Regions from separate parts of the Homo sapiens genome. Here all the other regions are linked to region 3. A link is a loop called in an ENCODE intact Hi-C map of the cell type or tissue named here. Cell type or tissue: dorsolateral prefrontal cortex. All regions are shown on one strand.

The links. Hi-C counts contacts between places; a loop is a spot of excess contacts. Peaks named below come from ENCODE experiments on the same cell type or tissue, not always from the same donor. Only the 100,000 strongest peaks of a DNase experiment are listed, where the experiment ranks them.
Region 1: it touches region 3 in a loop (4-fold over the local background); 71 of 110 quality-filtered maps call a loop at or near these places.
Region 2: it touches region 3 in a loop (2.5-fold over the local background); 11 of 110 quality-filtered maps call a loop at or near these places.

Annotation. Positions count from the first base shown.
Region 1 is chr7:28,620,007-28,628,006 of GRCh38, forward strand. The region is part of intron 5 of CREB5 (cAMP responsive element binding protein 5); the gene reads left to right. Among named protein-coding and RNA genes, the nearest start is that of CREB5, 210 kb to the left of the region's middle. In dorsolateral prefrontal cortex, CTCF peaks have their summits at 4,062 (motif pointing left), 4,264, 6,822 (motif pointing left) and 7,023; no DNase peak of the experiment used is centred here.
Region 2 is chr7:28,923,710-28,931,709 of GRCh38, forward strand. No RefSeq gene overlaps it. Among named protein-coding and RNA genes, the nearest start is that of TRIL, 31 kb to the right of the region's middle. In dorsolateral prefrontal cortex, CTCF peaks have their summits at 3,494 (motif pointing right) and 3,694; a DNase peak (open chromatin) is centred at 3,402; H3K4me3 peaks cover 915 bases; H3K27ac peaks cover 489 bases.
Region 3 is chr7:28,385,627-28,393,626 of GRCh38, forward strand. It overlaps a transcript of CREB5 not described here. Among named protein-coding and RNA genes, the nearest start is that of CREB5, 23 kb to the right of the region's middle. In dorsolateral prefrontal cortex, CTCF peaks have their summits at 3,970 (motif pointing right) and 4,173; no DNase peak of the experiment used is centred here; H3K4me3 peaks cover 1,106 bases; H3K27ac peaks cover 943 bases; H3K27me3 peaks cover 669 bases.

The DNA.
Region 1 (8,000 bases), 230 kb after region 3:
TGATGGGTTTCTAAGCCTCTGCAGAATTTGGGCATCATTTTAATAAAATAGACTTGATGAAGTGAAGCTTCTCAAAATAATAATTTTTAAAACGGTACAATTTTAACTGGGGATATATTTAATCTGTATAGATAAGGGAAACAATTTTTGCAGTCGTCTCATAGATTCTTCTAGAAAAACTCAGAACAAACCAAACTTTTTAGAATTTATTTCACTTTGTTCTTGTTTTATTATTATTATTTTTAAAGAGGCAGGGTCTCACTATGTTACCCAGGCTGGTCCTTTAATTTCTTCCATATGGAAGTCCTTTTATTTCTTCTATAACTAAATCCATTTGGAAGAGGGGGGTGCCACTCATACCTAGTGTCTCAGTGAACAGTGCTAAAAGGGAATTCTGTGATTAAAGAATCATAGAGCTTCTTTTCCCTGTGAAAGCACACCCTCTAAGGCTGTGTCTCAGCATCTCCAGATCTTCACGCTCTGGTGCCTAATAAAAGATCATCGTTATCTCTGGAGGGAATTCTCTCAGGTAGTGAAGGTAGGCAGAAGGTAAGTTTCTAGATACAAATTATATTTGGCCTCGTGGAGATACTAGGAACTGTATATCCAGGAAATGCCTATTCCCTCCTCTTTTCCATAACTGGCCTCAGGCTCGCCCCATTTTAACCCTCTCATTGACATCCAGAGCCGCTACGGTCAAAGAGGAGGCGGCCACGAATTGACCTGAATTCAGTAATAAGCCTATCTAGTCAACCACTTCAGAGTCAGGAGTTGTCTATACAGATAGCCAAGTCTTCCTAGAAATACTGTTACCAAAGAGAGAATCAAATGGAAAAAAGACACAGTCTGTGATCCAGTCGGTATTAAAGAATAAAGGAATACTTGCTGGAATTAACATTTCGCAAACCCAATAAGAAGTCCCTAAAATTAATTTTACCTAAATCCCAGCCCCAAATTTGGAATTGAATGCTAATCCAAAAAGTTATGTTAAATCTCTACTTCCAAAATAATTTTAGAATGATGTGGCCATTTCCACAGGCCTAATATGGCAGCATCTCCCAAGGGCCATCAGAACCAAGTGGCCTTGGAATTGTGCAGTGAGACGAGGACAGCCCCTTGAGACATCCAGATTAGAATCAGTCATAAGGTCCAATCTAGTCTTGGCTGGCCTTGGGGATTCGGGGTTGGGGGGTGGGGGTCACAGGGCATCCACATCTCTGGTAGCATAATTCTTGCCAGGTCAGGTGGTGTGTAAAAAATTATAGGCATGCAGGGTCACTGGAAAATGTTGAGAGCCAGAAAGTTTGGGTTATGATAGTTATGAACAAGGGAAAGTATTTACAATACCCCTTTTGCCCCAAAATAGATTTTAAACACTATACAAGCACAATGGAATGTGTTCATTCATTTCTAACCGGATTGTCTTCTACTCTCATGTTTAGGTCATAGCTATTTCTAGGCTTTCATGTGACAAGACCTTCACAGACTAAATTCAGTGGTGTCACCTTCTGAACAAAGTGGCCACATGCGCTGTGGTTTTCCCTTGTTTATTTTGTCTTGTTTTGTTTTACACAGCCAGTATCACTAGCCTCCTGATCAAGGTTAGTAGATAGAATTCAACCCCGTTCATTTAAAAGAGTGATAAATTTATGCCAGCCCATGATCTCACTCCCCTGAGTAGCAGAATGTGTCTGTGGTGCGCTGTGAAGTCAACCTTCCGGACACAAGTGTTCTGTGTGACCCTGAAACTACACCTGAAAGACAGGATGATGTCGTCATACCAAGCAAGCATTCTGACTGCAACTTAAAGTATTAAGGACAACATATATCCAGAGGTGAAAAGAAAATGAAAATGGCTGATTTATTGTTTTAATTGAGGAAGAGCCTGTAATCCAAATAAACTATGTTGATGGAAAAGACTCACCCAAACGCCAAGGTGAAATTTCCTAATACTTCTGCCAATTTGTTAGCGAATAGATGATGAGGAAGTCTCAGGTGGATTCTACTTGTACAAGGCCAAAAAAGATCTTATTACCAGGGTGGAGGTCAATGATTAACACTGTGATATGAAGTCATATTTCTTGTAAAGCAGCTCTTTGCAGTGTGCCAGGTTTGAGATAGTGTGCACACAATGTGACTACTCAACAATTAACGTGTTTTCCTGTGAGCGAAACTTGGTGAGGAGGGTGGCACATTTCTCTTTCCGCAATGTGAATTCTTACACATATACACACATTCTCTCTCTCTCTCTCTCACACACACACACACACACACACACACACACACACTCCCCACACCCTTCAATCATATATCCCCTTAGAGATGTTCATTACATCAGCCATGCAGAAGGAGAAAGAAAACCCTTACCCACCTGTAGCCACCAGACATGCCCTCTATAAGGCAGCTATTTACAAGACTATGAAGACATGCTCTAGAAATGAAGGGACATGCAAAGGCGTAGAAAGAACAAAAAGAAAATTACACCATTCTATAACTGCCAGGGCTGAGAAGAACAGAATATTAGCTGACATTTCTTAAAATTGTGTTCTGTGTACTGAGTACTTTATATGCTTTATCTTGTTTAATCCTTACATCAACCTCTTGAGGTACAGATTATATTTATTACTGTTTTAGAGATGAAGAAACTGAGGCTCAGAGATGTTCAATGACTTATTTATGGGCACACAAGCCATTCTAAATCACCATGGAATGCAAGTTAAAATATTCCCACCAGCTGGGTGTGGTGGCTCATGCCTGTAATCCTAGAACTTTGGGAGGCCGAGGCAAAAGGATCACTTCAGCCCATGGTTTCAAGACCAGCCTGGGTAACATAGTGAGACCCCCATCTCTATTTTTGAAAATAATAATAATTTTAAAAATACTCCCACCTTCTTCTGGTTTTTTTCTTTTTGAGACAGAGTCTTGGAGTGCACTGGTGCAATCTCAGCTCACTGCAACCCCCGTCTCCCGGGTTCAAGGGATTCACCTGCCTCAGCCTCCAGAGTAGCTGGGATTACAGGCACCCACCACCATGCCCGGCTAATTTTTGTAGTTTTAGTAGAGACAGGGTTTCACCATGTTGACCAGGCTGGTCTTGAACTCCTGACCTCAGGTGATCCAGCTGCCTCAGCCTCCCAAAGTGCTGGAATTACAGGCATGAGCCACTGCACCTGTCCCCATCTACTTCTTTATAGGAGGATGCATGGAATGGCAACTTATCACTGCGTCCAGCCCATAGGAATACAGGCATACCTAGAATACGTTCTGAGCATGCACACATAGATGTACCATGTACAGTCAAGCTAATCTTCCTGTTACCAAAAGTTTTGTCCTTGTGATTGCCTCTAGGCATATTCTAATATTTTTAGCCAGAGTCATCATAAAAAAGAGTCTTTATATGTCAAAATAGCTTTATAGATCAAACTGCATGATCTGAAATGCCGCTTCTCTGTTTGCGAGGGTTAAATGGTTGTCTCAGGCCAGAGTTTAGTTCATATTCTATAAATGGCTCTTACTCCTTGATCTGACTCACTGTATGTATTACAGCAAAGTCACTTACAGATCAAGATTTATTTTTAGAATCTTAAAGAAACAGATTCTACAGGGAGTGTTTGTGTCTGACCACAGACTAATTTGAGTGAAAACATATCTCAGTGAGGAACTTTCTTTCCATTTGATTCCCCTGCCCGTGGCTTAATGATAAGTCTCTTCATGTCATGTTAAATGGTTTTGAATTATTTAACAGCAGAATGACAGAATTTTATGCCAACATCATACATAGCAGAGGAGTTTTGTGGTATGCAAGTAAGAGAATCTTTTTGATTTTGAATAAAATAATGCATCAGAAAACTATGCAGAATATTAACGTTCATAAAGATGGGGGGAGATTGTATAGTCTACTTTGCCACTTTGTAACAGAGATTTTCTCTAAGATCAAAACCCAGGGATATGATAAGAACAATGATGATGGTGATGATGATGGTGGTGATGACAACTTCCTCCATTATCACCTTTAGCAGAGATTCTGGATTCATCCCTTAAATAAATATGACATGCTGCCCTCTACAGGTATTCAACCTAAACCAGATAGTCTGAAGCCGTTACAAATAGATAAAGCACTCTGAAATACACAGACCAATAAGTAAGTGCAAATGAAATATTGAGGCCAATTAAATAAGGAAATCCTTTAGACTCTGCACGTCTAATTTGCGTGAATTCTAAAGCCAAAGAAGAATCAAGCGTTTACTATTTCATTTTAATGTTCTCTTCCAAGTTTTTGAGTGCGTATACTTGAGCCTATCTATGTCAGAAGCAGGGAAGAACAGTTGGGAATTTGTGAACTCATTTTCTGTTTACTCTTGAAAAAGTTAATTGCCCTTTGGTTTGGCTAAGACCTATTTGATAACAGATGCTTAATGAATGATTAATAAGTAATAATGCGTGTGGAAATCCCAAGTTTGTTTGCAATTTAAAAAAGTTGAATTTCATACCATAGGTAGCCAACATTTTTAAAGATTAACAGGCTGTGTACAAAAAGAGGGTCTATCTGGCTCCTTCTTTAAGCCTCCACTTCTGCCTCACCCCAGTAAATCCTCTTGTTACTTTGGTGTCTAAGTTGAACATTTTTCTCAAATTGTACTTCGTTTTTCCTTGTTCCGCCAACAGACGTGAAAAAAAAAAAAAAAAACAATCTTGAAGAACTGATTTCTTATGCCTGCCTCCTACCCTGAGTTTACTCGCTGAACTTCTGTTAATTGTAACTCTTCCCTATAAAAGGAAAGGCTGGCCCAGATGGTCTGACAGCTCCTAGTGCTCACTTTGTGATATGGGTCAGTGAGTGCTTGGAGCATCAGCTTCAGAGCCAGGCAATCCTAGGTTCATGCCCAGTTTCCTACACTGACGTGCCTGGATGACTCTGGGCCAGTTATATAATATCTCTGAGCCTCAGTTTCCCATCAGCAAAATTGGTACAGTAGTATCCACCATGTTGGATTTTTTTTTTTTTTTTTTGGTGAGGATTTAAAAATACAGAGTAAGATAAAAGATTTCATAAGCAGCATTTCATGTAATTCCCATGGCTACATTATAAGGCAGAAACTATTATTAACCCCGTTCTACAGATGAGGAAATGAGGCTTAGGGAAGTTAAGCAACTGAATTCAAGTTACAGGGCTAGTACCTGTGGAGTTGGATTCAAGCCAGGCCCAGGCCCTGCTTTTGACCTCTGTGCCACTCCATCAGACAGCTTTATCCTCTACCCACACATGCTGATAGGACGAACAAAGGATGTTTCATTCTACCCTTTAAGATGGCTCTTTCCTCCATCATTCTGATTTCTTGCCAGACTTTGGTACCTCCAACTACGGGAAGTGCAAAGGACAAGAGAGTTGTTCTCTCCTATCTGCATTCTCAGTGCACAGGAGACATGGAAGGAACTCCAAAAAAAAGGCATTCTACCCCATGTTCTCAGAGTTGACTTATATAGTCAAAAAGAAGAGGGTCCTTGTTAGTGGCTGGAGTTAAAATCCCAAAGCACAGTCCGCCAAAACCTCATCCAGATGCAAGTGTGTGGTCACTGGTCATGCATTTCTGTTTGCTGAATTCCATACAGCCAAGGCAACTGCGTTGCCTTGCTGAAGATCCACAGGGGAAAAAAGTTATGTGTGCTAGGATGAAAAAACATGCAAGCAGAGTTCTCCCTCATTGTCAGGAATGTTTGATACAGCAATGTTTATTCCATGGCCTCCATCCATGGAAAATGTGCTATCAGACTTTAAGAGGAGTAAATCAACACAGGTCTTCCTTATTGGCCACTCATTTTGTTAAAATGACATAATATCATAGAGGATCATCTATTTCAATAAGAACAATTTTCTGAAATTATAATAGTACATGCATTTTAGTGAAATAACTACTGTAAGAGTCTTTTAAAAAGGTATCTAAGTTGTCATTAGGTACCATATGCTTTTCTTCAACTAATTTCTTACACCCTCTGGGAAAAGTTTACGATAATGATATCCTAACAGATTGTTGCCTTTCTTCATTGGAGTACATTCATTTATGAGGTCATTCTATTTGGGTGTGTCATTTTATATTTAACGTATGTATTATTCACATTAAGGTAGTATAATTCATTGTTTTCTGTATCAAGTAGAGATCACTACATAAGTCATTTATTTCTACCTTAAAAGATTGCTTCTTGTCAAATGCTCCACTGGCTTTACCATTCCTGTGATTTGAGTTGTATGATTGTTAATATAAAATATTTAGAATGATTGAAGTGTGGAAGAGTTCAAATTTGAATTGAAAATTTCCTGGTAGTCTCTTGGAAAATAGCACTAATACTCATTGACTGCTGGCTATATGCCCAGGCTTGTTCCAAGTTTTATGTGTGTTAACCCACCCATCCTCACAACAATCCCATGAGGTGTGTTATTATGACTATCCCCATTTTACAAACAGAAAAACCAAGACCTGAGAGGTTAAGTAACCTGCCCGTAGCTAAGGAGCTACTAAGTGCTGTTTCTGGGATTCAAACCCAGGAAGTCTGGCACCAGGATCTGCTCTCTTAACCCCTCCCCTCTGTTGCCACTTCAAACCCTGGGGTGATGGAACAGAATCGATTTTATTGCTTCTAAAGAGCATTTACTTACTCTTTTAAACGAGTGCAAATAGATCGTCCTCTTTAGCCAGGGAGAGAAGGAAGAGCTATTCAAGAAGGGATCTAAACAAGAAGCAAGAACTTGTTCTTTCTCATGCTCCATGGAAAGGCATGGTGAACAAGGCAAACTATGTCTTACTCCCCCTGGTGTTCAGAAAGGGAGCCTACCGGGGGCCCTTCATCAGATTTGGGGAAAGGGGCCCCAGGACGGCTTCAATTTCTTTTCTGTTCCTAGGCTGGAGAAATAAAAAGCAGCCAGGATGTGATACAGGGGTTTTTTTTCTCATCTGTTTTTGCTCTCAATGCTTGCAATGAGTTAGAAACAAGTCGACATCCACTTGCAGCCCTTGACAGACAAAGTTATTAAAATTTCTAATTTCCTAAAATTTCTCCTGTCCTCCACCCCATCCATTCTGCTACGCCCCTGGCCTTCTGCCAGGGTGTCTGGTTTTCCATAATTAAGATGGTGGTTCATATAATCTTTTTTTTCCCTGTCTTCTACCGTGGCTGCTGGGCATCTGTTCCAAAATGTCTATCACAGTTGCCTTGGTATTGTCAGCTTGGAGTTTCTGATAGCCCAGCATTTGATAGAGAAAAATTTAAGATCACCTCGAATTTTCAAGGCAACTTGGGACCTTGATTCCTTTCATTAGATACAATAATACTTGAACCGTTCGTTTGAAAGAGTGGCTCAGCCCTGGCTACCTGTTGCTCTCACTTGGGAGCTTTAAAACAAATACCAGTACTTGGGCCCATCCCCAGAAGGTTTGAATCATTTCTTCTGGGGTGGAGCCCAGGCATCAGTATTTTTTTTACATGAGGTCACGGTTGCAAAACACTGGGCTGAATTAATCTTCTGGCTTAAATTTGAATACCAAGACCCTGAAAGGCCTTGGCTCAGAAATAAGTAAAATTCATTTAAATGACCAGTTGTAGCTCCCATGACCTGCCTCTTGAAATGCAAAAAAGGGTTTTCGCCATGCAGTTATAGTCATTCACAGATTGGTGGGATAGCATGAAGTTCTTCACTTCACACTTTCTAAGGGCCCCCTCTACCCCGCACCCCTGGACCTCCTCTGGCCATATCCTCTTCTTTTCAGCTTATCTTCAGCCTTAGACAAACCTCAGGGCATTCATTAGAAATTATTTTCATGACAGTGGCTGTTGTACTGAGTGTTCAGTAAATAAAAATCTGTATGTGACTTAGTCCAATAAGCAGAGGCTATTGTTATGGTGTGAGGCTGCTTCTATTTCTTATCTGTGAAATAGAAGCAATGATGCCTGCCTTGCCAAATTGTTCACAGTTTATATAATTTATATGAAATATCCTGATCTACCCA
Region 2 (8,000 bases), 540 kb after region 3:
GGCAAGCCGGGGAACATTAACTAGGGAATGGATTTTTCAATGATTTCCAATGTCTCTTGTAGTCAACAGTGAAGGGAAGGGAAGGGATGAGACAAATGCAAAGAGACACACACATAACTTTCAGTATCAAACTTTAAAATACATTTCACTCTCAGATAAAGGCTTATTGCGTGTTTATCCTATGCTTTGCTGTGTGCTTTATATACGTGATTTCTTATTTATTTATTTATTGAGATAGGTTCTTGCTCTGTTGCCCAGGCTAGAGTGCAGTGGCACGGTTTTGGCTCACTGCAACCTCTACCTCCCAGGCTCAAGCAATCCTCCCATGTCAGTCTCCCTAGTAGCTGGGACTACCGGCTAATTTTTGTGGGTTTTTTGTTTTGTTTTTTGGTTTTTGGTTTTTGTTTTTTTTTGTAGATACAGGGTCTCACCATGTTGCCCAGGCTAGTCTTGAGCTCCTGGACTCAAGTGATCCCCCCTGCCTTGGCCTCCCAAAGTGCTGGGATTACAGGAGTAAGCCACCGCACCCAACCCGATCTCTTTTAATTACCTTTGTTCTACAGAAAAGATTAAAAAAAAAAAAGAGGTTCCAAGAAGGAAGTAAAGTACCTCAAGTTTACCCACCTGGTAAGTACTGAGCAGGACTTGAATCCAGACCTTGTCTTGCACACCCAAACTGCTCTCCTCGTCCATGAGCCGCCCTGCTTGCTTCCCGGACCCTGACGCTATGATGGCCAGGACCTACCTGTATGTTTATAAACCACTATCAGCTGCTGGCCACTCTAAATAGGTGGCACCTGAGACCAGACGCAAACTCCTGAGAAGCGAGTGAAGCTGAAGCCTGAGGCCCTTCTTCCTCACAGGCCTCTGTGAGTTCTGTGAGGAGTCATCGAGTTTTCCAGAAGAGAGGAAGCTGGGTTGCAATCAGAAAGCATTTCTAATCAGCCATTTTTGGTAAATTGCCTAAAGAGATCTTCATGAGAAAAAGGATCTAAACTTACAAGTCTCCAATAATTTTTTGTGATATCATTTTTCATTCTAAAGAAATGTTCACTTTCCTGCCTAATTTTGTATTTGTAATTGTATATTCTTTTTAAAAGAAATCATATGAGCTTTGGGCTTCACAAAATCAGGATCTCCCCTGCCTGTGCCTTTTTCCAGTGCTTAAACATTTTGCCTCTCATCCCCTAAAAAGCTAAACAATTTATTGTGATCTTGAAGCCATCATTGCTGGGCATAGTCCTGAAATATAGTTTTCCTGCAAAAGGAGAGGGAGGGGAGGAAGAAGGAAGGGAAGAAGGAAGGGAAGAAGGACAGAAATGCACAAGATTATATGTAGAGTTAGTAATTCATTTAATGTTAAGGAAGGAAAGTCACCACCATTACAAGCGCCTCTTTAAAAAAAAAAAAACACCCTTCCACATAGACTGAATCTCGTCTTCTCTTATGAAGGTTCTAAATTCCTAAAGATGGCTTCAGTGGACCATCCAATAATCAGATAAAAGGTCCACATTGCCGTGGACACGACATGGCTAAAGACAGGACCTAGACTTTGTTCCTGGGATTTTGTGGCATATTGTTAACACAAATCACCTGATTACGTTAGCCAGCAATGATCAGTCATGTATTCTTTCGCCTTCATCCTGCTTCTCCAGTTAGAGGGTTTTGAAAATCCCTTAAACAATTCAACCACTTGTTACGGAAGGTTTCCACAGCCTCTTGTCTCCTTTGTCACACAGAAATTCCCCCAAATCATCTTGGCTGCTTACATCTACAGAGCTATAAACGGGATGCGAGTCCTCAGCGGGGAACACCAGAGCCCTCTGAGGGTGGGGAGCTTGGCGTCATACCAACTTCCTGGACCCACACTATCTGGGTTCACTAGTTATACTGATCAGACTGGCAAGTCCTCCTATGGGAAACCTTGTTTTGCGCCCCTCCATAGACATCACCTTTGTTTTTAGGTAGTATTGATCACCCGAGGATTCGGGTTCAGGCCCACGTCATTCTAGGGTCTCAGGGTCAGAGCAAGTAAGGTGATAAAGTAAAAGGGGTTAAATAATCTTATAAACACATATTCACACTGGAGATTTCCATTTTTTCTATTTCTTTTTATGAAACGTTTATGCACGCTTTATGGTTCTAAAACACAGGCTGCTGTTTAAGCCATTCACAGAGATAGAAAAGAAAAGAGAAGGAGAAAGCTTTTTAAATGTGGGGGCAGGGGAAAGCGGTTAGTGGAACTTCATCTGCTGAGTGTTCATACAGAGCAGAAATAAAGAAGTGTGTGTCTATCCTATGAAGCCTATAAATCTTAAGGAAACCCAACTGTTGCCGACCCAAAAGCCTTCTGCAAATTTGCTCTTCACAGTATCTGACCCTCCAGGCTCATTGTTCTGTGTTTTCCTGGATTGATATGGCCTAAAATCAAAACTGCATTCATAGCTCGGAAGTAATTTAATAGCTCTAGTCTAGAATTAAACTTTTTGGTCATTCATTTTGATTAATTGCTAAAAGAAATTCTGGCGCTTATACCCCTAAATACAATTTTATTTTGTGGAAACAGAAAACTTATTCTACAAAGAAGTCAACCTCTATCATAAATTCACCATCCAGGCTTGAGTGGTTTGACGTCTGGGTGCTGTACCTTGGAGACATATAATTGAAGCCCACGTGTAGATGTAGAGGTACTTTTAAAAATTTCCTCCTTGAAGATGACGTTTAACTCCACAGAGTAGCTTTCTTTGTCTTAATTCTCTGGGCTTCCATTTTTAAAAGAAAAAGCTATCCTCAAAGGCTTTATAGGGTTATTAATTACACAATGTCACCTATCGACAGAAGAAAGCCACTGTGACAGTCTCTAGCTGTCTGAAATTTAAGTAGGCTTACCAAAGCTCTTAAGACGACAAACACATGCATTTGTAGGACGGTTCCTGTCCCACTGAGGTTAACTAAATGGTCTGGGGATGGGCAAGGAGAAAGAAGGGGAGCACTTGCAAAGTAGCTGGCTCCACTTTGGAGGAAAAAAATCCTGGGGTTGTTTTTGAGGTCCGGCTGAGAACCAAGAGCAACAACAAATCATCTATATTTTTTTCAGCGCATCATGTCTATTTTTCACGTAGCAACTCCCTTCCGGGCATTCGGAAAACGCTCCTCGTCGGATATTTCTACCCACAGGATGCTCTTTCTGTTTAACATGGAAGTAGCTTTGAATTCTCTCTGCAAAGAAGAGGTCCGGTATCCCGGCGGGAGAAGCAAAGTGCCACTGGGTGCTGGAACGTGGAGGAGAGGGCTCGCAGGAGGAAGGGTGGGGCTTGGGAAGGAAAAAGGCGCGGCTCGGAGGAGAAACCGGCTGCTCACAATCCGCGAAGCCAGAAGTTACCCGGCTCGTGGAACCACGTCCACTTCCCCCAGCCAGTTCCCTCCTGGGTTTCATTCTTAAAAAGCGATTTGTATTGGTGCCTCTCTTCCGTGTGCTACAAAGAGAAGTGACCGCTAGAGGGCAATATGCTGCAAAATAAGAATTTGATCGCACATGAGAAGAGCTGAAATAATAAGCATACAGATAGAATGAAATAGAGGTATTGTGAAGAAGTGTGGTGAGTAGGCTTTCCAATCCCTGTTCTCCATATCCATACACCCCCTCAAATATACACACTTAACTGAATGGCAAAGTATCTGCACTGCAGAAGCTAACCCATCATTTTTTTCTCTCTCTCTCTTAGTTTCTGAGAGTTGGGAGGAGTTTTAGGGAATATTGAACTCCTCGACATCAGAACAGGGTAGTTTCTGGAAGCTTTCACCGTTCATAAGCCCAGAGTATAAGATCAAAGTAGTGGTTCTCAACCGGGGGCCGGGAGGGGAGGAGGGGAGTTTGCCTCCCAAGGAACATTTGGCCTTGTCTGGAGAGATTTGTGTTTGTCACAGCTTGGGGGATGGGGTGAACATAGATACTACATAGATACTAGCACCTAGTGGGTAGAGGCCAGGGATGTCACTCAACATCTTACAATGCATAGGACAACCTCTAATAACAAAGAATCATCCCCTGCAGATGTTCATAGTGCCAAGGTTTGACCAGGGTCAAACATGAGTGCACAGCTTGTAGATGCATTTCCATCCAGTGAGGGTGTGGTTCAGTCCTCAGCACTTCAGCTCTTCTCAGTGTTGACAGGCATCTCCTATGCATTGTGCATCTTTCCCCTAAGTAGACCTGCTCCATGTGATTGAAATGTGTTGCCGCAGGTAAGCTGGTCTTTCAGATTCCTGCAGCACAGAGACCCATTTACTGCAAGGCATCTGCCCACTAGGACCCGGACTGGCAGAGCCTTCTGATGTGGATTCCCCAGCCCACCCTTAAGGGAGCCTCTGGGCACTTTAGTCAGGGACCTGGCTTCCTCCACTTACTAGTTGTGTGATCTTAAACAAGTCTTTCAGCCTCCTCTGTAAAATGGTGATGATAATGACACCTACCTCCTGGGGTCTTGTAAGGAGCAAATGAGCTCACAGGTAGAAAGCCTGGTAGGCCCATAAGGGCGTAGGCATTGTCTTCTCTTTCTCCCATAGTACATGATTCATTCTTTGTTTCCCTTCTAAAGGACTTAGCCCAAAGGCATGTGCCACATCTGTCCTTGTCTTATCACATTTAATTTTTTTTAAAAAATCTTATTTTAATGGGTCATTACTGCATACTTCATCTTTGTCTTATTATTATTCAATTATTCTGTCCAGAGACAGTACAGGGTGATGATCACAAATTCAAGACCCAGCCTGCCTGAAACTGAATCCTGTTTTGCCCCTCCCTAGACAGCTGATCTTGAGCGAGTTATTTAACCTCCTTGAACCTCAGTTGTCCCCCCTCTAAAATGGGTGTGATAACAGTACCCATCATTGTACAGATTAAATTAATTAATATTGGAAAAGTACTTGGAACAGTGCCTGGCACATAGTAGTACTAAATAAGATATAAATAAATGAAAACGATGGTGATGAGATTCATACTATTTCCCCCAACACCTAAAAATCCAACCTAAATGCACCAGAATAACAACTGATGGGATGGCTGAAGCTAAACTTACAATGCCAGGATTCCAAGGTCATTCATCTACAGGTAGGGGGCTTGAGGAAGAGAGCTTCTTTTGCATCTGAGAACATCCATAGTGCAGGAGCCACATCTGGCCCAGTCCTGTAATTTTACTAAGAAGGCAACTCGAGCACAGAGTCAATGGTGCACAGTAGGGAAGCAGGACCAGAACCTGCCAGTCAACACCACAGCTCACTCCTTTTGGCCTACATTGAGTTGCTTCAATCAATAACCACGGTACTGATCTGACACTGTTATTAACCTTCTCTGTGACTTGCAATCCGCTTCCCCATATCCTGCAATGGTGTGGTGTGGCTTATCATTTGCCCTCTGAGAATATTTGATGCCTCAAGGGACACTCAATTCAAAGTACCTAGAAAATACTAGCTGGGTTTTTAATTCTTCTACCAGTAGACTGGACTTCACCTTGAATAGAATACCACTAATACCACTGAAGGAAAAATTTAGAGGAAATAACATCAAAGAGTGAACACTACACAACTATGTTATTACAGAATTTTTCTCAAAAAATCTGCTGCCCTTCAAGGGTCACTCCTCAGATACTCACCCCATTAGCACCTTATAGTTACGTAGATGTGTTTCTTACACTGTGTTGTAACTACAAGTTTATTTTTCTTCTCATTCTATGAAATTTTTTTTTTTGAGATGGAGTTTCGTTCTTGTTGCCCAGGCTGGAGTGCAATGACACTATCTCAGCTCACTGCAAACCTCTGCCTCCCAGGTTCAAGCAATTCTCCTGCCTCAGCCTCCCTAGTAGCTGGGATTACAGGCATGTGCCACCATGCCTGGCTAATTTTTTGTATTTTTAGTAGAAATAGGGTTTCTCCATGTTGGTCAGGCCGGTCTCGAACTCCTGACCTCAGGTGATCCACGCACCTCAGCCTCCCAAAGTGCTGGGGTTACAGGTGTGAGCCACCGCGCCCGACCATTCTATGAAATCTTAAAGGCAGGACATTTGTTGTCAACTCTGTCCTCAGTAGCCCAGGCACAGTGCCAGGTGCACAGTCAGTCTTCATAAATGTTTGCTACTGCTTTGGATGGTGACACCACAGTCACCACCACAGGAAGCAGATTGCAAGTCACGGGCGCAGGCCCAGTAGGGCAGCATTTTCCCAGAGCGTGGCATGTGGACCATGGCTGAGATGATTTTAGGTGGAAAGAGATTGATTTTAGATAGGACATGGACAAGGTATAAAACAACATTGAATCATGTAATGAGAAAGTTATTCCTTACCCAGTGATCCTTCAACATTTCTGATTTCTTTCTTTTTTTTTTTTTTTTTAGACGGAGTTTTACTTTTGTTGCCCAGGCTGGAATGCAGTGGCGCAATCTCGGCTCACTGCAACCTCTGCCTCCCGGGTTCAAGTGATTCTCCTGCCTCAGCCCCCCGAGTAGCTAGGATTACAGGTGCCCGCCACCACGCCTGGCTAATTTTTGTATCTTTAGTAGAGATGGGGTTTCACCATGTTGGCCAGGCTGGTCTTGAACTCCTGACCTCAGGTTATCTGCCCACCTCGGCCTCCCAAACTGCTGGGATTACAGGCATGAGCCACCGTGTCTGGCCAACATTGCTGATTTCTTCAGGGAGAAAGTCTCTGGTGGTAATATGTCTTAATCTCTCTCTCTCTCTCTCTCTCTCCTATCAACATCTTTTGGACAAACTAAATACACCTGAGGCTGAAAGCCAAGAATGTTTAGCAGATAAAAATATCTACCTAGAATTTAACACATTGTTCTCAATACATCTCTTTATGACCATCTTTTCTGCACAGCAAGTGGTAACATCAGTCTTCATTTCCCATCTCTGGGTAAGGCAATTGTGCTCAGCAAATACCCCTGGTGTGCACCTCCACTTCCAGCCCCTTTGCACTTAGGGGGAGGGTCATGTGACTGGTCTTCACCAATGAAATGGGGTGGAAACCTATATAACCTCTGGTCTAAGGCATTGACGAGCAGGTGCACAGCCCTCCAGTCATTCTTCCTCTGCATCAGTGGCCCTGGAGGTCACATTTTGAGATGGTGGCATTATACAATGGAGTGAGCATGGATTTAGGCATTGCCATCTGTCCCCAAGAAAAGCTGCCCTGGAAAGTCATCTGACTTGCATTGGATTTCACATGAATGAAAACTAAACCTTTTTTATTTTAGTTTATTTTATTTTACCTTAAGTTCCAGGATAAACGTGCACAATGTGTAGGTTTGTTACATAGGTATACATGGACCATGGTGGTTTGCTGCACCTATCAGCGCACCATCTAGGTTTTAAGCCCGGATGCATTAGCTGTTTGTCCTAATGTTCTCCCTCCCTTCATCCCCCTATCCCCCGACAGGCCCCAGTGTGTGATGTTCCCCTCCCTGTGTCCATGTGTTCTCATTGTTCAACTCCCACTTATGAGTGAGAATATGTGGTGTTTGGTTTTCTGTTCCTGTGTTAGTTTGCTGAGGATGATGGCTTCCAGCTTCATCCATGTCCTTGCAAAGGACATGATCTCATTCCTCTTTATGGCTGCATAGTATTCCATGGTGTATATGTACCACATTTTCTTTATCCAGTCTATCATTGATGGGCATTTGGGTTGGTTCCAAGTCTTTGTTATTGTAAATAGTGCTGCAATAAACATACGTGTGCATGTGTCTTTCTAGTAGAATGATCTATATTCCTTTGGGTATATACCAAGAAATGGGATTGCTGGGTCAAATGGTACTTCTGGTTCTAGATCCTTGAGGAATGGCAACACCTTCTTCCACAATGGTTGTACTAATTTACACTCCCACCAACAGTGTAAAAGCATTCCTATTTCTCCACAGCCTTGCCAGCATCTATTGTTTCTTGACTTTTGAACAATCACCATGGTATCTCATTGTAGTTTTGATTTGCATTTCCCTAATGATCAG
Region 3 (8,000 bases):
TGATCACACCACTACACTCCAGCCTGTGTGACAGAAAGAGACCCTGTCTCAAAAAAAAAAAAGTATGTATATGAGAATGAAAAAAGAGGTAAAATGGTATGAGTTTTTTTTATAATTGGTTTTTAGAATAAAAATATAAATTATTACTAAAACAAAATAACAGACATAGAATGTTAGCACCACATGGTTTCTCAGATATAATGCAGTCACACGAGTTTCTAGATCATTTTTTAGAGTGCTGTGGCTTCAAGGTCACAGCCTGGGAGTGAACCCCGCTGGTAGGAATCATGGTCTCTGGCCTGCACTTCCATCAGAATGGCTCCATCTTATCTGATTTATATATGTATATAAATAGACTTATGTATCTGCCAGTCTAATCACTTTCCTCCCATCTTACATAATATTGTTGCCCACTAATTTGGGGCAACCTTTTTTCACATTCCCAATTTAGACATTAATATTGTTGTTTTATAGTATCAATGTTTCTTTGGATTCACCTACTTATTCGCATTTTCTTTGTCTATTTTCCTTTCTGACATCTCAGACCTTCCTTCTAGAATCATTATCCTTCTTTCTGAAGTACATCCTTCAAATTTCTTTAATTGAGTGGCTTCTGGCAGTAAATGGACTCAGTTTTAGTTTGTGTAAAATGTATTTTACCCTAATACATTTTCTCTATGTAAAATTCTATGATGATCGTTCCTTTACACATTTTGTAGACTTCATGTCATTACAGTCTGGCTTTTGTTGCCGCTGTTGAGAAATCTGCTGCTGGTTTAACTATCCTTATTTTATAGATAATCTGCCTTTTCCTCTAGGTGCTTTCAATATTGTCTTTATGTCTGGTGTTTTGCAGCTTCGTTGATGGGTGTAGGTGTGAATTTCTTATTATTTATACTCCTCAGGACTTGTGCTTTCTGAACTTGAAAAGTATTATCTTTCATCTATTCTCAAAAATTCTATGCCATTTTTACTGGCATTTCTCTAAAACCATCTTCTTAAACTCCAAGTGGACATTTATCAATTTGTGATTCTATTCTCCATTTCTCTTAAGTATTCTTTGCAGTTACCATTACTTTGTTTCCCTTGCTTCTGTTTTGGTTAATTTCTTGAGTGTTATCTTCCAGTTTCCCAATTCTTTCTTTAGTTTTGACTAATGTATTGTTACCCTGTGCTTTTAAATTTAATTTTTAGTTTTTAAAATATCTCTCTGTTCCTGCATTAGTTTGCTGAGGACAATGGCCTCCAGCTCCACCCATGTCCCTGCAAAGGAGATGATCTTGTTTCTTTTTATGGCTGCATAGTATTCCATGGTGTGTATATACCATATTTTCTTTATCCAGTCTATTATTGATGGAAATTTAGGTTGATTACATGTCTTTACTATTGTGAATAGTGCTGCAGTGAATATACACATGCATGTATCTTTATAATAGAATGATTTATATTCCTTTGGGTATATACACAGTAATGGGATTGCTGGGTCAAATGGTATTTCTACCTCTAGGTCTTTGAGGAATTGCCACACTGTCTTCCACAATGGTTGAACTAATATACACTCCTACCATCAGTGTAAAAGCATTCCTTTTTCTCCATAACCTTGCCAGCTTCTGTAGTTTTTTGACTTTTTATTAATAGCCATTCTAACTGGTGTGAGATGGTATCTCATTGGGGTTTTGATTTGCATTTCTCTAATGATCAGTGATGTTGAGCTTTTTTTCATGTGTTTGTTGGTTGAATGTATGTCTTTTGAGAAGTATTTGTTCATGTCCTTTGCCCACTTTTTAATGGGGTTGTTTGTTTTTTTTTCTTGTAAATTTGTCTAAGTTCCTTGTAAATGTTGGATATCAGACCTTTGTCAGATGGACAGATTGCAAAAATTTTCTTCCATTCTGTAGGTTGTCTGTTCGTTCTGATGATAGTTTCTTTTGCTGTGCAGAAGCTCTTTAGTTTGATGAGAACACATGGACACATGTGAAAGAGCAACACACGCTGGGGCCTGTCAGAGGGTGGAGGGGGAGGAGGGAGAGCATCAGGAAGAAGAGCTAGTGGATGCTGGGCTTAATACCTAGGTCATGGAATGATCTGTGCAGCAAACCACCATGACACACATGGTGTCATGTAATAAACCCATGTAATAAACCTGCACATCCTGCACATGGACCCCTGAACTTAAAATGTTTTCAAAAAAGAGAAAAAGAAAGAAAAAAATATGTGGTGTTTTGAGAGTACCTTATTACTTTCTCAGGTTTTTATTTCATATTCGTATTATTTCACTAACATTTTACACTTGGTTATTTTATTCTGCATCATCCATTTCAATATTTCAAATTCTTGAGGGTCTAATTCAGCTGTTGTTTTTGCTGACTCTCAATCATGGAGCCTATTTCCTCATGTACTTTGTACTTTTGGATTTTAAGTTCCTATTCAGCTGTATCTGGAGGAATCCTGCAAGACCTGAGTTGAGGGTGAGTTCCTAAGAGAGAATCTACATCTACTTCTGCCAGGCCCTGCAGGTCACTACCCATCTGAGTCCACATTAGATTAATTTGTTGGCCTAAGGTTTTCTGAATTGCACAGGTAGTATCAATTTAATGCCAGACCTTTGAGGGACAAGCCTGTGGTTATGAATTTTCAGAGAATATGTAATATTCTGACCCAGAGCCCAGGCTGAGAAGATTTCCTCGTTCTCTTTATGTGGTTTCTGTGGAAGTTGCACCCTTCATTATTTTGGTTTTATGTAAGGTCTCGGTTCAATTCCCCATCTTGCTTAGGCCTCAGTGTGGCCATTAAAATCCAAACCTCTTGGTTATCAAGATTGGCAGATGCCTACAGGGCAGCCATAGATTCAGCTAACACCTGCTTTCCAGCCCGTAATGAGCTCAACTATTTGTTTACCCTTCCTTTCTTATGAGCTCAACAATTAAATGGTTGTTTAGTATATTTCATCCAGCATTTCTAGGTACCTAGTTCCAAGTATTTCTCCAGACAGAAGCTTTTCATCATTTTTCTGATGAAGAAACTAAGGCGCAAAAAAATTAGTTGACTCTAACAAGACACAGCAATAGTAGAAAACCAAAACTGAGCCTCTGAACTCCTTGCTTACTTCTTTCTCAATCACGCATAATGCCTCAACTCTTAGAGCTGGCATTTGTTGTATCAGTCCTAATAACTCTTGAGGTATCTCTGAAATCAGTAGTAAATTTCTCCCAAATTATGATAACTTGCTAAAATAAGATGAGATTAAATCATTGTCACAAGGTCATTTGATATATTACAGCTGTGAGATAAGAAGACTGCATCTCTGACTTTCAAGGCTGTGGTGACATGTGTAGAAAATTTAGTTGTAACTATTTCTTCAAGCACATCCTGGTTTCTAAGTTTGAAGCCGAACCACTAATCATGGAGAGGAACTATTTGTAGTAATTAAACAGCCATCTCTTTAGGATTCATACAGGCATAGTTTATCAACAGCGTCAGAGCTTTCTCACATGCAAAAGCCTCACGTTCATTATTTACTGAATATTGGGGAAATAATTTGAAAAATCTGCACATTAGTTATGTATGCATTCTGAAAACAGTGAACACTATTTGCATCTTAAAAAGATCTGAGTAATGCTGTATAATATTGCAACTAGCAAATCTGAGACTAGAGAAAACTAATTTTGAGATTTCAACATAAAGAAAATAAGATGGATTAGGAATTTCAATTGACCTCTCTCAAATGACCCAGTGTTAACAAACCAACAACAACTACGTGCACAAACACACACACACGCACACTAATCCAGGGCTACTGGCTGTGGTTTTATTTTGCTTTGTTCCAAATTCCCAAATCTCCATGTAAAATGGAGACCTCATGGACATTCCAAATTTTTCTTCAATTTAATCTTGTCCTCAGATGGTGTTCACCTTACTTAGCCTTTGTCTTCAAATTCAAGAAAACCAGTTGTGGGTTTAAAACTTCCTGTAGAGGGCGCTATTGATATTGCCAACTATACTAAACTTTTTTTTTTTTTTTTAAAGGGTTCATAAACTACAGTTTCTGCTTAGAAGTCGTTAGATTGATATTTGGGAGTTAAATTTAAACCAAAACTCTAAGCGGACTAGTAACTATTAAGCTGTCTAATACTTTTGAAACAAGCGTCCCTCTGCTGGCTTATTTAATGCAGAAGTCTGAGCGGCCCCTCCCCTCCCCCTTGTATTATTTAATGAACAATTCCTCTTCTGGTCTGTATTAACAATGGTGCTTGGAACTCGGCATCGATAACACACTGTATGCCCTGTTGTGCTACATGTTGAATGATTTGTGTGTCTTTGAGAAAGTCCAGCTTCTCCTCTTAATCTGGTATCCTGGAGGCTCTGTAATTTACTCCTACAGTTCCCGGTCATAACGTATTTCATGTCAAGTAGGAGGGTTTTTTTTTTTTTCAAACTCTTAATAGAGATATTTTCAAACAAAGACAGAGGGCAAAGAGGATCTTCTTAAGATATTAAATGAGAACATAACCATCGCTTATTTGTCTTTTGTATTATTATGAGGCAATTGATGATTGCCTGGGGCTCTGCTGATGAATCAGACTTTTAATAAGTTTCAGCAAGAACGGTGTTCACGGAGATAAGTTAATTAATTGCTCTGCTGTGTGAAAGCTCATGTAGATAGTGTTTTATTCTACTGTGCAGTCCGTTCATAAAAAGGCACACAATTCTTTACTGCACTAATGCTTATCGGCAAACCTTCACAGAAAACATTATTTCACTCTTTTTAAAAATAAACTGTTAATAACCTTATTAAACCAGAAATGAAATATGTTACTGATCACTTGCCAAACGTGGTACTGAAAAGAAATCTTTCCTTTTGGAGCCTCTGATGTCTTGCAGCTAATTGTTTACAAAACTCTTCTAGATACTGACAGAAACTTCTCCCTTTATTACTTTTAACCGTGGGGTTTTGGCAAAGTGCTTCTTCTTCCTCCGCACCACTTGGCTGATTTCAAACCAGAAGAGTTCTGTATTTCTTTTTTACCATCTCTGTATAGCAGCATTTTAAGGGACCATAGGATAAAGACTTGGAAAGTGTCACATTGTAGTACAGTGGGGTTTTCTCCTGATGGCTACAATTTACATGCCAGGAGCCCTGTAAGCCCTCTAGCATTTTCTTGATGCTCTGAAGGAAAAAAAATTTCAAACAGTTCTTAGAGTCTGGAATGCTTTCCCTGGCAATTGACAACAGAGTTCAAGTCAAGTTTATGATTCGAACTCAAACTTAGCGTTTCCTTATGCACTTTTAACTCTTTGAAAGATGGGTTGAATATAATATAATATAATATAATATATGTATAGCACTTTCCTCCTGGTATATTTATTTTACTTTTATTGAATTTTCAAGTCTTTGTTGATAATTGTGTTTTGTAGATATTTTAAAATAGAGAAAACAATCTATTCAGTCTTGTCATCCTAGCACATTGGCTATTCGTTTCTTAGTTTAAAATTATCCACTAGGTAAAACAAATATGTTTGTATCATCGCTCAGTTTTCTGTTCTATTTCAAATTAATATTACATCATAATTTTATCAAAATTTTTTTCACATACGTTGGCATGGTCTTCAGACCTGTGGTAATAATCACACCTCTCTTAACGGGTGGCGTGCTGATCAAATAAGTTCAAATATCAGTAGCCAACACACAGTGTGGCACATAAGCACTTCACAGATGTTTTGCCTTTTCCTCCATCTTTTCTCACTGGTCGTTTAATTGGATTTCATTTGTAGCTACTAATCGGCCGTTATGTGCCATAGAATGAATGTTTTGAAAAGTAATCATGTGAGTAAATAAAACTTGTATTCAAAATGTTTTCATGCTTTCCAATATAATTACAGCGTAAAGTAAATGAAATCAGAGCAACTGGCCATTGAAGAATTGCTCTGTGCCACCACAAACTTTGCTGTGATATAAGATCTACTCCAATTCTGATGGTCAATCACTTGGCATCCCTCAGTGTGCTTTTTGGTGACAGCCACCTATATAATTTGCTTTCAACCCAATCTAAGTATTCCCATGTCCTCTGGGAAGGACTGGATGTGGTTCTTCTCACCAAATATCAGAACAACAAATCAATCTTCCATCTCTGTCTCCTTTTTCCTTTTCTATTTATCCACCCCCAGTGTTCCTTGCTCTTTACCTTCTATGTAATAAGCAGCTATTTTATTTGCTGTTTTGGGGTCTGCTTCCCACTAGCCTTTGCATTCCTAGCCGGGGTCCCTCCAGAGGACATCTCTCCTTTCCTAATGTGGCTGTTCTAGGAATGCCAAAGGGAATTTTTTCACAAAATCCTGTCCTTTGCAGGGACATGGATGGAGCTGGAGGCCATTTTTCTTAGCAATGTAATGGAGGAACAGAAAACCAAATACCGCATGTTCTCACTTGTAAGTGGAAGCTAAATGGTGAGAACACATGGACACAAAGAGGGGAACAACACACGCTGGGGCCTACCTGAGGGTGGACGGAGGGAGGAAGGAGAGGATCAGGAAAAATAACTGTTGGGTACTAGGCTTAGTATTTGGGTGATGAAATAGCTGTACAACAAAACTCTGTGACATGAGTTTGTCTATATGACAAACCTGCACAGGTACCCCTGAACCTAAAATAAAAGTTTAAAAAAATAAAGAAAAATTTCTTTAAAAAAGAGCATGCTTCTCACCATTCTTGATCTAAGGGACTGCTCTAAGCCTCAGCAGATCCTGGTCTCTGGCTGTGGTTGCCTCTTTGATTCTCTTCAAGTGGCTGGGTAATTCTATTAGCTTGGTGTAAAAATAATTGCGGTTTTTGGTATTATTTTCAATGGCAAAAACCGCAATTACTTTTGCACCAACCAAATACATGTTATGCCTTGCTTCTGACAGCCCAGGTTTATGTGGGATTACATGTTATGGGTTTTGCAATATTTGCCTTGTAGGTTTCACTTTGGGGTCTTTCTAATTCACTCTTGACCTTGACTGATGATAGATCAATATTTCCACTGCCTATCTGCCTTTCATAGACTCTTAGAATTTCAGTTTAGAGTGATCTGATAGTTCATCTAGTCAAATCCTCATTTTTATACATATAGAAAAGGAGATCAGGAGGACAGAAGAGATTTTCGAGGTACAGGTTACACCTTAGTCCCGTAACTAGACCTCATCTGTCTCATGACATGATTTCAGCTGTGGTGAGGGCAGGTTTACTGCCACCTCAGACCCTCTTTGTTTACTCAATTGTCCTTTTTAATTAAAGCCATCTCTCTCAACCCACAAAGCAGCAATTTTTTTTTTTTTTGAGACAGAGTTTCGCTCTTGTTGCCTACACTGGAGGGCCATGGTGTGATCTTGGCTCACCGCAACCTCTGCCTCTTAGGTTCAAGCGATTCTCCTGTCTCAGCCTCCCAAACAGCTGGGATTACAGGCATGTGCCACCACGCCTGGCTAATTTTATGTTATTTTTAGTAGAGACGGAGTTTCTCCATGTTGATCAGGCTGGTCTTGAACTCCTCACCTCAGGTGATCCACCCACCTTGACCTCCCAAAGTGCTGGGATTTATAGGCGTGAGCCACCATATCCAGCCATAGCAATGTTTTTAAGTCAAGAAATTTCAAATATTTTTACTGAGTCTGACTCGTCTCTCAAAATCATTGCTTCCTCAGACTGCATTTCACAAAGCAGCGAGCTAAAGGTTTAGATTTTCAAACAACTCTCCCCTGTTTCTTCTCTCTGCTCTATTTCTGCCCATCTCTCTACTCATTTAAACTTTTCTTGGTTACTTTGATATTTTGATGATTGATTGTGGATTCTGGTATCATTGCTTTTTCTTCTAGATCCTAATTACCTGTCCTATGTTCTCACCTAGTCTTATTGTGGTGAAAATTCAGGTCAACTTTTGGCTTCTAGTCTGACATAAAAAGAGCTTGGCAGTCAACACTGCCATCTTCTTAACTGAAGCTCAACAGCTGTCTAACAAAAAACA